5 separate regions of the Homo sapiens genome follow, and all the other regions are linked to region 5. The links are chromatin contacts, found by Hi-C or POLR2A ChIA-PET in ENCODE. All regions are on one chromosome and are shown on one strand. The core of a region is the stretch at or near the end of the contact, and the rest is flanking DNA. Distances in the headings are between cores, read along the strand shown. Region 1 has its middle 19 kb from the start of LINC02639. Region 2 has its middle 68 kb from the start of LINC00702. Region 3 has its middle 25 kb from the start of LINC02660. Region 4 has its middle 5.0 kb from the start of LINC02639. Region 5 overlaps LINC02668 (long intergenic non-protein coding RNA 2668).

Region 1 (2,700 bases), core at 169-2,668, 610 kb before region 5:
AGTGGAGTGGACGGTGCTAGGACCCAACAGCACACATGTGCAAAGTGTTTGGCCAGTGTTCTGGAACGCAGCCTGTGGCTCTTCAATAAAACTTTCCTCAGAGCAAACAAGCAGGCTCTAGAGGTAATCACACATAGTCTCTTATTCCCATTAGCAACCCCAAACAAGCAAGTGGCCTTACCCAAATAGTAGAGAAGCCTAGGTTATTTTTAAATCTGCTCAGTTGAGTGTGTTTCAGAATTTGTGATTTCCTAACAACAAAAAGCTTGGTACCACTGTTGAAATGACAGGAGAATTCCGAAGCAGGCGGAGCAAGGAGAGAGAGAGGCAACCTAGGGCAAGGCTCGCATTACAGATGAAGGCAAAGAAGGAAGCCCTATGTAGAGGAGACTCTTTCTGTCTTTGGAAAGTCTGATGAAAATCGGGTCTAGAAAACCAGCTATGACTTTGGAGATGAACAGAGGAATGCATTAGGCGGCTTTTCTCTCAACGTATTTGGCTTCCTGTATATTTAAAAATAAATGTCTTCCAAACTAGCTTCGAGGACTGCATCCACGAAAGCAGCCTGGCTGCAAAGCCCAGGAGGTCGCAGCAAGTCAGGGAGGTGGAGGCCTCTTGGTTTTCCATCATATTTCTCTGGAGGCTTCAGGTGCTCCAGGAGGGCACCGCCTGCTGAGTCGGTTCAAGTCAACACGACACAGCTGGAAACCCCACAGCCTGGGCAGTTGAGCCGCCGCTGTGTGGTGGGAACACTGCACCCCCTCTGAGCTCCCGCCACCCAGCCTTCCCAAGCCACGCTGCCACCCTCCTGCAGACCTGGGTGAAGAGGGGCAAGAGGCTGTCCTACAGAGATGCTGAGGGTGACAGCTGCAGAATCACCAAACCTTGCTTGGCTGAAAACAAACGTGAATTCCACATTTTAATAAAACAGAAATTTTAATCTTCTGGACACCTGATGATACAAGTCAACCTATTTCTTCTGAATCGCATCTGAAACCAGGAGTTATCACATATTTCAAGATAAAACCGGACCGGGCTTTAAATGTATGATATTATTTCATAATAAAATTTACTTTTTAATATACCTAATAACTGAAAACCTAATGCTACAGTCCGCCATGCTTTAAAGAGACTCACGTAATGACCTGAAGGAAAATTTCCCTCTGAGATAGTCATTTCTTGGACAACTCCTTTCATCTGTAAAGGAGGAAATGAGTCAGCTTTACTAAGCGTTATCTCATGATTGGTGTTTTGTTATTCAGTAGGCAGAGAACACATTTTGTTACCTATAAAGCCTGTTATTACCAAGGGTACAGGTCACTACTGAAACCTCCTCTTCAAACAACTACAGGTACTGTTGTCAAAGATCTTAACAGACTCTGATTGGAAAAGCGCCTGGCTGGTCACAGGACTGCATGACTCACCGCTCTGTTCAGCATTAGCTAAACACAAAGCTGAAAGAACAGAATCAGCTTCATGATGTCATTTCTTCTCTATGTGTCTTTAACATCGCTGAGATATGTTAGAGGTTGTTGAGTAATACACGAAGCTTTCAAATAAGAAGAATGTGTCTGAGATACTTAGAGTAAGAACACATTTCAGGGTTATGTTTGAATATAAACATAATACATGCTCCAGGAATTCAGGGTTTGTGTTATTTGTTGATACAAAGTGTTCCGCAAGGTTTTAGAGCATATACACTAATCACCTAGGTTGGTTAAAGTTTAACTCAACTGAAATATTTTGGACTTAAAGAACCACTTAAGATATCAAGTTCTCAGAACTGATTGAAAAGAAAGAGCTCTCATCTACAGTTACCTGAAACATACCAAAAATTTCCCTGCAAAGATCATAAATGTTTCAGAATCAAGGAGAAATATGAATACTGTTTCCATATAGGTGGTGGGATACATTAGTACCTTTCTCTCTTCTTTCTATTCTTTACATATATTTAAGGAGCAGCCATTGCTTTTCTAGTTTAAAAAAAAAGTAGAAAAAAAAGTTTTTCGTTTTTCTCAGTTAGCTCTCTATGGTGAAAAACTCAAAAGCCAAAATGATGGACTCAGTAAGTTGACAGCCACCTTAAATCTGTGTTGACACCTTTCTTTGTAATGTCAGCAAAACTGTGTGACTGAAGATGAGATCACTGTTTACCTAGCTCTGCTATTGGTCTGAAACGAGCAAGTGTGAAAGAAATTCCCATATTTATCTGTTGGTGTAACCCTTGCAGCAATCTCTCCTAAGAAGTTGAATCACTCATTTTGGTAAGACCCAGCCAAAGATGAAGAAAGTATATTTAATCCAGCTGATGAGACGACTTACTTGGGCCAGATTTAGTTGGAAAGTTGCATGCTGGGGCAGGGTAGGGAGTGTTTCATTTGGGAAACGTTTGGTATCATGTGAAAAAGTTATGTTTCTTTCAAATTGAGCAAATCACTATTTAACTTCCTTTTTCCAGCCTTGCCTGTTTGCTTCTGGGAGGCCTTAAGAAAATATAGAAGATGTGTCAGACTCAAAAGAGGAAGTTAAGAGTCTGAAATGAGATGCCACATTCCCCTTCCTTACTCCTAAGTAATATAGCTTGTTTGTTAAGAAACTTGCTTCTATACACATTGTCCAACTTGTTCTGTGAAAGTTGTAGCGTTCAAATAATGGGTAATTTGTCACTAAGTTGTACTTTCATGGAAATATCACTTGAGC
Region 2 (2,700 bases), core at 193-2,692, 940 kb before region 5:
CACCGCCCTGTCCCAGACTAAGTGGGGGTGACTTTGGACACTGGGCATGTGGTTCTTGGAGAGATGACATGTCACAGCAGGCTCAGTTGGTTCCAGGTATATACACACATGTGCGTGTACATACACATGTACACGCACATGTGCACCTATACACACAAATATGTGCACATACACTTGTGTACACACATATACACACAAGTATGTGCACATATGCACATGCTCACACATCCACATATATACACAAATATATGCACATACACATATGCACATACACACACATCCACACATATACTCACAAATATGTGCACTTACACATGTACACACATATACTCACAAGTATGTGCACATATGCACTTGCACACACTCATGCACACATGTACACACAAGAATTGCACATAGCCACATGCACACACTCATGCACACATGTACACACAAGTATTGCACATAGCCACATGCACACACTCATGCACACATGTACACACAAGTATTGCACATAGCCACATGCACACACTAATGCACACATGTACACACAAGTATTGCACTTAGCCACATGCACACAAAGACAGGCAGGCCATTTCATGCCACCTTCTTCTAGACTGTCAAGGACACAGTTATTTTTTTTTCATCCAGTTTGGCTTCTTCATCAAAATATTTTTAACAAAAAATTCATGATTCATCTTTTTTAAGTTTCTTTTTTTAAAAAAATTTCAGTTCCCCATTCACTTTAATCTGGTGATTTTTCAGAAACGAATGAACTAGCCACACTGCATCTCCTCTCATGCCAATTGTCCTTGGAGTCTTTTTTTTTTTTTAGAGAAGGAGTCTCACTTTGTCTCCCAGGCTGGAGTACAATGGCACAATCTCGGCTCACTGCAACCTCCGCCTCCTGGGTTCAAGTGATTCTCCTGCCTCAACCTCCCGAGTAGCTGCGATTACAGGCACATGCAGTGATGCCTGACTAATTCTTGTATTTTTAGTAGAGATGAGGTTTCACCATGTTGGCCAGGCTGGTCTCGAATCCCTGACCTCAAGTGATCTGCCCGCCTGGACCTCCCAAAGTGCTGGGATTACAGGCGTGAGCCACCGCGCCCAGCAGTCCTTGGAGTCTTTGATCTGTGCACTAAAGAACTGGCAAAGCCAATAATGTTCTCTCTCCCTTTGAGGATAAGAATTCTTTGGTCCACCCAGAATTTGTGTGGTCTTGCAGCTTCTAAAAACAAGTGGGAGGAAGAACAATGAAAACCTAGACACTGCTGTTTACCAAGTGTTCTTTGAATAGCATCCTGATTGGCTGCACACTGGTTTAACTTTCCCTCTTTGAAACTTCTGCTTCTGAATCACCAAAATAACAACCCGAACTTGGTGTTCTAGGGCCCAGCAGCAGCCTGAAGCCCTGGCCACTGTCTGTTCCCCTTCTTATTCCACATTTCTCTGTCTCCCTCACACCATCTGCTGAACTCGAGTCTGAGGGGACACTTATTTCTAAACCCAAGTCATGTCTATGGTAACAGAAGAAGCTGAGCAGGGGCCAGCTGAAGCTGTTGTCACTCATTCCTCTCAAGGCTGGGGTCCCTCATCTCCCTGTCCTACCTTCTATGGGTGTAAGGTTGCAACTCAGGCCCACATGGAGGTCTGTGGAATAATCTTGGATGTCCTCCTCCAACCCTCAGCTGTCAGGTGGCCTGAGCTGCTCCAGGCCAGTGGTTCTCAACCTTGACAGCCCGCTATAATCCCAATGTCCAAGCCACACCAAGACAGGGACAGGACACATGTGTCTGCACTTTGTTGTCAGCGTCTACACATGCCAGCTCTGGAGTCAGACAGGCCTAACTTTAAATTCATGCTCTGTCACTTCTGAGCAAGCAGCAACTTCTGTCATGATGCAATTATTCTCTATGAAAGTGGTTCTACCACCTTAAAAATGGAAAGATTAACTCACGAGTTTATAAATAACAAGGCTTAAAACAATCCAAAATATAAAAAACCGAAAATGAGAGAGAATGGATGGGGAGATATATTTTAAAATACCAGTGTATGTAAGCGGGGTTTCCATAAATTCAATCTAACCATGGACATATTCAAAGGCACATGGACTTGTAGGAACATTTTCTAGAAAGTTTAAGTGCAGAATACGTGAAGCCTGTCAGAAAGTTTAACAGCACACACACAAACACAACAAAACATACTTGTTGTTTTCACTGGGTTTTTGACAAAATCATTTTGGGCAAGGCGTGAAGGTGACATGGGGCAGACAGAAAACAAAATTGCTCTGTTCCACGGTTTTTAAATCTTCTTCACCAGAGAGAATAACCTCCCCAATTGGGAGAGGTGAGGTTAACCTGTTCACATGGGCTGGATCAGGGCTTGCACGTCAATGTTTCCAGAAACACAAGGCCCTGTGCTGCCTCGGGAACCTCCACGTGTGCAGGAAACTGACGATTCTTTGGGAAAGGAAGAAGTGCCACAGACTGGCTGTTTTCCTGATTTTCACGGAGAAATTCTGGTGTTGAGCCTGGACAAAATTCTACAGCAGTTTATGACGCACATACAATAATTTATTGAGGTTTGCAAAAAACAGAAGGTTTTGCTAAGAATGTATGTAGAATGATCACTCTTTTGAGATCGCAATACCAGGCATGCAGCATCATCTCTCCTTCTTTTTTTTTTTTTTTTGTTTTGTTTTGAGATGGTCTCGCTCTG
Region 3 (2,700 bases), core at 8-2,507, 650 kb before region 5:
CTGGAACGAAGGAGGAACGGAATGCCTTGAGAAGTTTTAGAAAACTAGTTTGTGTCTGGGGCACCCTAAGCCTTGGAGGAAGCTGTGACTCAGTCCCAGAGCAGCGGTGATAGTAACTAACCCCAGACACTGACGTGCCAGGCTCCGTTTTGCCAGGAAATTCCCCTTAGTGAGAAGGACGGGTTTGTTCTCATTTATGGCTTTCTCCACCTCTCTTGAATGAACAGGAGTCTCAGGAAATGTCTGGGAACCGGAGACTATGGAAAATAAAATTTTTAAAATGTGAAACACAGCAAAGTTTTTTTTTTCTTTGTTTTGAGACAGAGTCTCGCTCTGTCTCCCAGGCTGGGGTGCAGTGGCCTCATCTCACCTCACTGCAGCCTCCATCTCCCAGGTTCAAGCGATTCTCGTGCTTCAGCCTCCCAAGTAGCTGGGACTACAAGGCATGAACCACGATGCCCGGCTAATTTTCTGTATTTTTAGTAGAGATGCGGTTTCCACATGTTGGCTGGGCTGAGTCTTGAACTCCTGGCCCCAAGCCCACTTTGGCTTCCCAAAGTGCTGGGATTACAAGTGTGAGCCGCCGCACCTGCCCAGCTCACAGCAAAGCTTTTTGAGAATGTGATAATAATCTGGTAATAATGGCTCTTCACCAAGTAACTAAGGTATTTCACAGCTTTCCTGGCTTAACCAGTTAGGTTAAGGAAAAGAGAAGCCCCCAAGGTGAGGTGAGGCCTCCTGGAATTAGGGCTGGAATCCACTGATAAGTAAGGGTCTGAGTCTGCCTACCCAATTTTACATTCGCTGGTAAAGACTGGAGTCCTTTTATTCCCTAATTATGTGGCTCATGGATCATCTATTTAGATCTACATAGATCCTTCAGGATCTATTTTTATCTATCATCTGTTGCTGGAATTTGTTGTTAAATGAACTGACTGTACTTTATGTTTCATCACCCCTTGCACACACTCACAGGCGTCCATCTCTGCGCGGTTAATCTGAGCCAGGAGTTCCCTGTGACGTCAGTAATAACTGACCTATTTATCTGTGTCCCGGGCTGCTGATCTCAAAGTAGAGGTTTAAAGGAAAGAACACCAGAAATCATTACCTTCTTGCCTGTATAATTAGTAATAGGAAAAACCCAGAAAGAGACAGAGAGAAAGGGGGGAAAAAATCCTCTGAGAACCCTGGTATATGTGGCCGGCTAATTCAAAAAAGTCCCAGGGTAAGTTGGAAAACGCGTTCTTTAAGACCAGATCAAGGTCTCTGCTCGTCATCAGGAAATATGATTTGTGCTAACACAGGCCTTCCGTTAAAAACCTCCCGGGCAAGTTAGCTAAGGACAGCAGGTCTGACCTATGAGTTAACCAAAACATTACCTCATCTGCAAAGAACTCCAAGAACCATTCAGATCCTGAGGTCCAAAATCCTTTTTCTAGGTTTCTGTAAGTTTCTCACTTTCAAAGCATGTACAAGTGTGGCTCCTCTGTCTCCCAAAGGCAGGCAGCTTGGGGCCGCACTGCTGTCATCAGTAGAAAAAGGCAATGTCAGAAGTTCTTTGAAATTTCCGAACAATGACAGGCGTTAACATTTTTCCAAAATACTGCTACCAAATTCTAAGGTGATAAATATGAAAGAAAAAAATTCGTAAGCATTTCAGAAAATAAAGAGTGGATATGCAGAAGATAATGAAAACGATTAGGCCTCCATCTCTACCCGAAGCTGCCTAAACAGCTCCCGAGGGGAGGAGGGCTCTTCAGATCCGCGGGGCGGGGCTCCCAGGCAGCCTACAGCACCAGGACAGCATCCATCTCCCCCTCCGCGGCTGCAGAAGGTCAAGTCAGCATTGCTTCCTTCTTCCCGCGCAGCTGGAGTGGAGCGCCCACAGCCCCCTTTACAAAATAATAATAATAATAATAATAATAATAATAATAATAATAATAATAATAATAATAAACAAGTGATGGAAAAGATCGGGCTCTGTTCTTGTTGCAGCGGGGGTGAAGCTCCCAGGAGCCCCCAGACCTTGGGTGTATGGCTACCTGATATATTTGCTATATTAGTGCTCCCTGATGTTAAACAAATAGAATACTCTTTTTAGGTTAGTTGGAGTTTAACTGTGTTTTAACTAAGGGGTGCAGCTTTGGCCTACGGGCTAGAAAGTTTGGTTAGGAGGTTAGCACTGATGATGCGAAAAATGGTCAAGATGGTAACGTGGCCTTCTGCAGGAGAGGGGGCGATGGACGCTGTCATTGCACTGTAGGTTGCCTGGGAGCCCGCCCAAGGGGTCTGAAGCCAGCTTCAGCTGCAGCACAGAGAACAGCTCTTGAGTGTCTAGGGAATGGGGCTTGCTGCCGCTTTGGCTTTGCATCTGAGGGAGAGTGCTTTGCTAGGTGGATGTGTGTTAAGTGAGGAGAAGTAGGGAGGTATAACTCCAGCAACTACGCAGTCTCCTTGCCAGTGAGTCCCGTTTCTCATCCATATAATGCTGGTCACAGACAAGCAAAGAAGGAAGAATTTTGGAGTCAGGATTACTTCAAGCTGCATTCGAATCCCATAAAAGTGACTTATTTCTGACTATAGATCGTCAGCCTGGCAGGTCCAGCTCAAGGACCTTCCAGGGAATGGAGCAGCAGTGCTGGTGAGGCAGTTGGAACCTGCCTGCAGTCCTGGGAGCCTCCTTTAATAGAACTACAAAAG
Region 4 (2,700 bases), core at 92-2,591, 590 kb before region 5:
AGAGGTCTATTTTTTAAACAGTTCTATATGGTCAATTAATATGGGAAATACTAACTGAAATAATGTTTAGCAGACTTTCGTGAATTCTTAGAGCCCTAAAATATGCCAGGGGCATTTTGAGTGTCTAAGAGAGGGATAAGATAGGGAGGGTCCCCGGTTCATTTTCTCCACCGCTGCCTCCCCCACCACACCCCCTGCAGAGGGCACTCAACTTTGAGAATGGCCTTAGAAGGATATTCTCCCCAGAAGTGCAAGGGCTTCGATACGCAGCCCCCAAGGCACAGGAAAACACGGCCCAGTGGGCCACGTAACTCCAGCACCAAACTCCTGGGCTTGGCTCATAGGACAAGCATGAATTCATGGGCTCTTTCACATCAACACCAACTTGAGCCCCTTTTGTGCCTGGTCCTGCTTTAGGCACTGGGAACACAGAGATAAATCACAAGGCCCTCAGCCTGGGGCGGCTCATTCCCCTGCTGGGCAGTTTTCACATCCAAATTAGGGATGAATGTGGAGTTCTGTGGTGGCACAAAGGAAGGTCGGGCAACCTGCCTGGGAGGATGGAAGCAAAGTCGGTCCCCCCATGCTCAAGTGCCAGGTAGCAAGATAATCTTTGAGCTACAAGCTCAGGAAGAGCCTCTCCTTGGAGACTGAGGCATCCTAAGCATTGTCAGGAAACAGCCTCCTCAGCCCAGCTCTCAGTCCACAGGGACACAGGCACAGAGACCCCAGACAGTGCCCAGGAAGTGCAGAGGGAGTGAGTGCAACAGGACAGGCCTTCCAGAAGCTTCCACATGTCCTGGTCCTATCAAACACCAAGTTCAGGCACTGAAAGACACCCTCATGGGAAGCTCTTGTACTTTCTTGTTTTGTTTTTTGAGAAGAGAATACGGTTTTGTTTGTATGGGTCTTTTCTATTGAAGTTCCCAGACAAATGCAGTAGAATTTAACTACTTTCTAAATATGGTACTTAGGGGCTAGGAATATATAGAGGTGGGTGTCTCCTTCATATCTAAGTCATTCTGACATTCTTTCAAAATACATTCATGTTCCTTAGACCTACAGTGTGAATACGGGAATGCCAACCCCCCTTTAAAAATCTCTCTATATGTTTTTTGTATTTTATATTACTAGAAACTAAACTAAGGTTTGATGTCTGTTTTTGCATATATAATCTTTTCTTCATCATACCACCATTGTGTTTTTTGACAACAGTCTTCAGAGTTTTATTATTTTTGTTAACAGCTTAAAAGACAAATACTGACGTCCTTGAGCTTTTCTTAGTTTCAGTTTCGATTCTGATTGTAGTTTAAAGGGAAAGAAAGAATTACCCATGAAAACTTCACGTGACTAAATGAAAGGTCAAAAGACTCACTAGTAATTTTTCAGAAACGAGGGGGTGGGTGCCGAGAAGTTTCCTTACATACCAAGTTTCTTAAGCGATGTCTGTTATTTTAACATCGAGTTCTGGCATGAACAGCATTCTACAGATCTTTGCCTAGTCATTGTTTTATAAGTTCCTTTAAAACAGGTTTTTGTTAATGTTTATGAATTCATTCATTACATTATACACAAAGTGGTGTAGCTTTATGTCAAAGCAATCCCTCTCTCTCTATTTCCGGATGAGGACAACTTCACTTATCTGCTACGATGGACGTCAGAATCATTCCAAGAACTCAGAGAGCTCGTGCCCCACGGCGGGACGTTTGCATGTTTCCAGGGAAAATGCCTCCTTCTTCTACTTCCTCCCTCACCCCATGCACACACACAGTGACCCACACAGTCACACACACACAGAGACACAGGTACCCACACAGAGTCTCACACAGACACACACCTACACATACAGGCACAAATATACACAGATACACATATGGCCATGCACATGTATACAGACACATGCACACACAGACACACAGACACATATGTGCACACGCAGATGCATAGTCACACAGATACACATATACACACCCTTATACATACACATGGACACACGTCTATACACTTACACACTCACAAAGACACGCACACATAAGCTCATGCACAGCCATACACACAGACACATGCACACATATATACATGAACATACACACAGAGACACACAGCAGTACATATACACACATACACACCCAGCACACACAGACACACATGTACTGTACACACAGACATGAATACACACATGCACACGAGCACATACACACCCCCAGAAGCATACGCGAACACGGGCACAGGTGCAAGTGCAGACATACACAGGGTCACACACACCTAAATATACACATGGAGACACAGAAGCACACAGACACGCTCGGAGACCACAGACACACACATGTACATACAGGAACACACACGCGCGTACATACAGGAACACACACGCGTACATACAGGAACACACGCGCGCGTACATACAGGAACGCACGTGCGCGTACATACAGGAACACACGCACGCGTACATACAGGAACACACACACAGAGGTTTCTTTTGGGGGTTGGAGGTGGGGTGTTGAGTTCCCCCTCCTCAACCCTCCAACCAGTGCTTCTCCCGATTACTCTTTCAGGGATCGCTACCAGATGTTACAGTCCGGTAGCTCTGAAACAAGGTCCCTGTTGCTGGAATTTCCCAACAGAAGATAAGCCTGGTCAGGAATGAAGAGCAAGGAATTCAAGAATCAGATGAAGAGTGTTCATTGAGCCAGCATAACT
Region 5 (2,700 bases), core at 68-2,567:
GCAGAGCAGGGGCTGTTCCATGAACCCCTGACTCTTCCTCACACTGATCTGTGTGTGTGCATCTGCACATGTGTGTGAATGTGTGTCGCATGTGTACACTGTTGTGTGTACACGGGCGCTTGTACGTGTGCCTGTGTGCGTGCATGCATGTGAGCCTGTGTACCAAGTCTCCCGTGCAGATGCCTGAGGTTAGTGGCTGAGTACGTGGAACTTGGAGCTCTTACAAGTACTTTGAATATGAAAAGACAAATTCGTGCAATAGAGGAGCATGAGTCCTTTGCAGCTCCCTAACCGTCCATTTCATGTCAATGCTGATGTTCGTGACTGTGCGGTGCGTTGACAGAATGACAGAGTCGGTGCCTCCCCGCACTGTGGTCCCGCAGCACGATTTTATTCAGCGTGCACACATGTGGGCTGCCGGAGTCTTTAGAGTAAACAGGAGCTCACGGAGACCTGGCTGCTCCCAGGAGCACTCGAGACAGCCTCCCATGACATAATATCGTTACCGTGGCAACAGGGATATTCACTACCAGAATCACAACTATATTTCACCAATTTAGTGCTCTACTAAACACAAAATAATGCCTTCTTTAATGATGCTGGGCTGTGGTTCTTAGAAACACGGAGCCCCCTGGAGCGGGAGCCCAACTGCAGAATAAAAGTGCAGAAGGAAGGCCCCACTTGTGTGGAGAGGCGCTGCGGTCTCCCGGCATGAGAAGCTGGCACGGTTATGTGTCATGGTTCTCCATAAGAACTTTTGCAGCAAATGGCACCCACACGCCTTGGTGGCAACTCTTCCAGCCTGGGATGAGATCGGCAGAGCCTGGGTCTGAGAACTGCAGCCAGCGACTCGCTGGGCTGTTCCATGTTCCAGGCAGCTCCGAATCATCTTTTTTTTCTTGAGACAGAGTTTCTCTCTTGTTATTCAGGCTGGAGTGCAGTGGTGCCATCTCAGCTCACCACAACCTCTGCCTCCCGGGTTCAAGCGATTCTCCTGCCTCAAGCCTCCCAAGTAGCTGGGATTACAGGCATGCACCACCACGCCCGGCTAATTTTGTATTTTTAGTAGAGACGGGTTTCTCCATGTTGGTCAGGCTGGTCTCGAACTCTCGACCTCAGGTGATCCACCTGCCTTGGCCTCCCAAAGTGCTGGGATTACAGGCATGAACCACTGTGCCAGACCCGAATCATCGTTTCTGCACATGGAGAAAACCACGTGGAGAAAACCGGCAGGAGAAGAGCATGGGGCAGGGTCTGTAGGAAATGCTCAGAGAGCTTCCTGGAGGCAGGGCTGGGGAAGGCACAGGGGAGCCCGGCTTCTGCGGACGTTTCCTCCCAGGATGAGGGAGGCAGGGCTGCTGGAAGACTCACCTTTCCTCTCACTGCACTGCCATTTGTCCCAACTCATTTCCGTTCTATGTTGATTGGTTCAGAAAACATCCTATTTGGCAAATCCTAAATAGTCTCACTTTCTGTCATGGTCGTGGAATCTCTCCGTCTCGACAATGGAACCGAATTGTAAAGCGACTCTAGCTCTGAATTCCTACCTCTTGCCTTTTGTTTTTTTCCTAGAAAAAGGAAATGGAAATCCTTCCTGTTATTCTCCGCGTCCCTTCGTAGAAGGCTGCCTGAGAGGTCAGCACAGGAGTCCTCTAAGTGCCCTGCAGAGAACACGGGTCTCGGAGCCGGACAAACCTAAATTTTGAAACCCACTTTGAGTTTGAACTTGGCTGTGGGAAAGTTACACAATCGCTCTAAGCCTCTGTTTTCTCATCAGTAAAACAGAGAGGGGTTGCTTGTGTGAGAAGTGGCCGCTGCCAATCATCTGCGTGTCCTTCACTCTCCCAGGGGCCATGGGTCTGTATTCTACACATGTGGGATCTTCCTCTGGACCCTTCGGACATGGTCCACACGCTGCCCTCAGGATCTGCTGGGGTCTGCATGGGGGGTGAGACGTGAACCCCAACCACGTTCACCACAGAGAGGAAACTGGGGGGATGGAGGGGGGGACAAGGCCAGGTCACCTTCAGGTGCCGCCCGCCAGCAAGGCGGTTTGCACCCGGCTGAATGAGCTTTAAAAAAGACAGTTTTTTCTGTAGTTTAGAATCATGGTTTCACTAAATGGTGAAATAATTTTATGCCACTTCCCCTACTAATTACCATCTCATTGTTATTAGAAAGGATGGTTTCCTTGAAGTCTAGAAAATTTTGTTCCAGTCCATTTCAACGGTGCAGGAGAAACGTGGCTTCCATTCCGAGGAAGACGGCGACACCTAGTGACCGTTCCCTCGCGGTGCGATGGCCTCACACCTGTGCGGCGGGTCGTCCGGGGCGTAGGGTGCTGCGGCCTTGCGGTCTTCCCTGCGCTGCAAGGCAGGGCATGGTGGCAGATTAACACCTGGATGAACACGGGCAGGTCAGGAGACAAATAAAACCCAGAGGTCTTTGAAACTTCAAAATCCCGTAGGGTGTGTGACCCCAGTGAGCCCCACGCTACATCCAGCGAGAACCGAGAAGTGATGGTGCAGACATTCTTGGGTCCCCCAGACAGAACACACCGGGAGTTACTGCCTCTTTCTCATCCCGAGTCCTCCTGACTTTCCCCAGCACCCATCGTGGCTGCAGCCAGGACACAGGTAAATGTAATTTCCCTCCCCTTCCATCCTCGCTTTCACATCGGTGTGATTGACTGAGGGCCTG

What was found. A loop is a pair of places that touch in the nucleus more often than their neighbours do. ChIA-PET counts read pairs that join two places held with the same protein, here RNA polymerase II (POLR2A). Pooled maps may share reads with other maps.
Region 1: a map of endothelial cell of hepatic sinusoid shows a loop between it and region 5 (3-fold over the local background). The contact joins two enhancer-like sites. A Hi-C loop is called at or near these places in 2 of 168 maps with a recorded cell type or tissue (chondrocyte and endothelial cell of hepatic sinusoid) and 3 of 50 pooled maps.
Region 2: a pooled map of right cardiac atrium shows a loop between it and region 5 (2.0-fold over the local background). The contact joins two enhancer-like sites. A Hi-C loop is called at or near these places in 1 of 168 maps with a recorded cell type or tissue (breast epithelium) and 2 of 50 pooled maps. POLR2A ChIA-PET finds 5 or more read pairs at or near these places in 1 of 52 experiments (GM12878).
Region 3: a loop to region 5 is called in a map of heart right ventricle, with 2.7 times the contacts of the local background. The contact joins two enhancer-like sites. A Hi-C loop is called at or near these places in 4 of 168 maps with a recorded cell type or tissue (IMR-90, chondrocyte, heart left ventricle and 1 more), 1 of 37 single-sample maps with no recorded cell type and 11 of 50 pooled maps.
Region 4: a loop to region 5 is called in a pooled map, with 5 times the contacts of the local background. The contact joins two enhancer-like sites. A Hi-C loop is called at or near these places in 7 of 50 pooled maps. POLR2A ChIA-PET finds 5 or more read pairs at or near these places in 3 of 52 experiments (A549, BJ and activated CD4-positive, alpha-beta T cell).

Annotation. Positions count from the first base shown.
Region 1 is chr10:3,851,214-3,853,913 of GRCh38, reverse strand. No RefSeq gene overlaps it. Among named protein-coding and RNA genes, the nearest start is that of LINC02639, 19 kb to the right of the region's middle. RefSeq lists enhancers at 483-1,682, 2,391-2,700. Within about 2 kb of position 1,418, at least 37 of the 41 ENCODE cell types and tissues checked have a DNase peak (open chromatin) inside an H3K27ac peak, as active enhancers do.
Region 2 is chr10:4,174,750-4,177,449 of GRCh38, reverse strand. No RefSeq gene overlaps it. Among named protein-coding and RNA genes, the nearest start is that of LINC00702, 68 kb to the left of the region's middle. Within about 2 kb of position 1,442, at least 2 of the 41 ENCODE cell types and tissues checked have a DNase peak (open chromatin) inside an H3K27ac peak, as active enhancers do.
Region 3 is chr10:3,885,453-3,888,152 of GRCh38, reverse strand. No RefSeq gene overlaps it. Among named protein-coding and RNA genes, the nearest start is that of LINC02660, 25 kb to the left of the region's middle. Within about 2 kb of position 1,257, at least 24 of the 41 ENCODE cell types and tissues checked have a DNase peak (open chromatin) inside an H3K27ac peak, as active enhancers do; they include heart left ventricle and heart right ventricle, where a contact is called at or near this core.
Region 4 is chr10:3,827,637-3,830,336 of GRCh38, reverse strand. No RefSeq gene overlaps it. Among named protein-coding and RNA genes, the nearest start is that of LINC02639, 5.0 kb to the left of the region's middle. RefSeq lists enhancers at 1-338, 339-927. Within about 2 kb of position 1,341, at least 17 of the 41 ENCODE cell types and tissues checked have a DNase peak (open chromatin) inside an H3K27ac peak, as active enhancers do.
Region 5 is chr10:3,239,375-3,242,074 of GRCh38, reverse strand. The region is part of intron 2 of LINC02668 (long intergenic non-protein coding RNA 2668); the gene reads left to right. Among named protein-coding and RNA genes, the nearest start is that of LINC02668, 17 kb to the left of the region's middle. Within about 2 kb of position 1,317, at least 5 of the 41 ENCODE cell types and tissues checked have a DNase peak (open chromatin) inside an H3K27ac peak, as active enhancers do; they include heart left ventricle and heart right ventricle, where a contact is called at or near this core.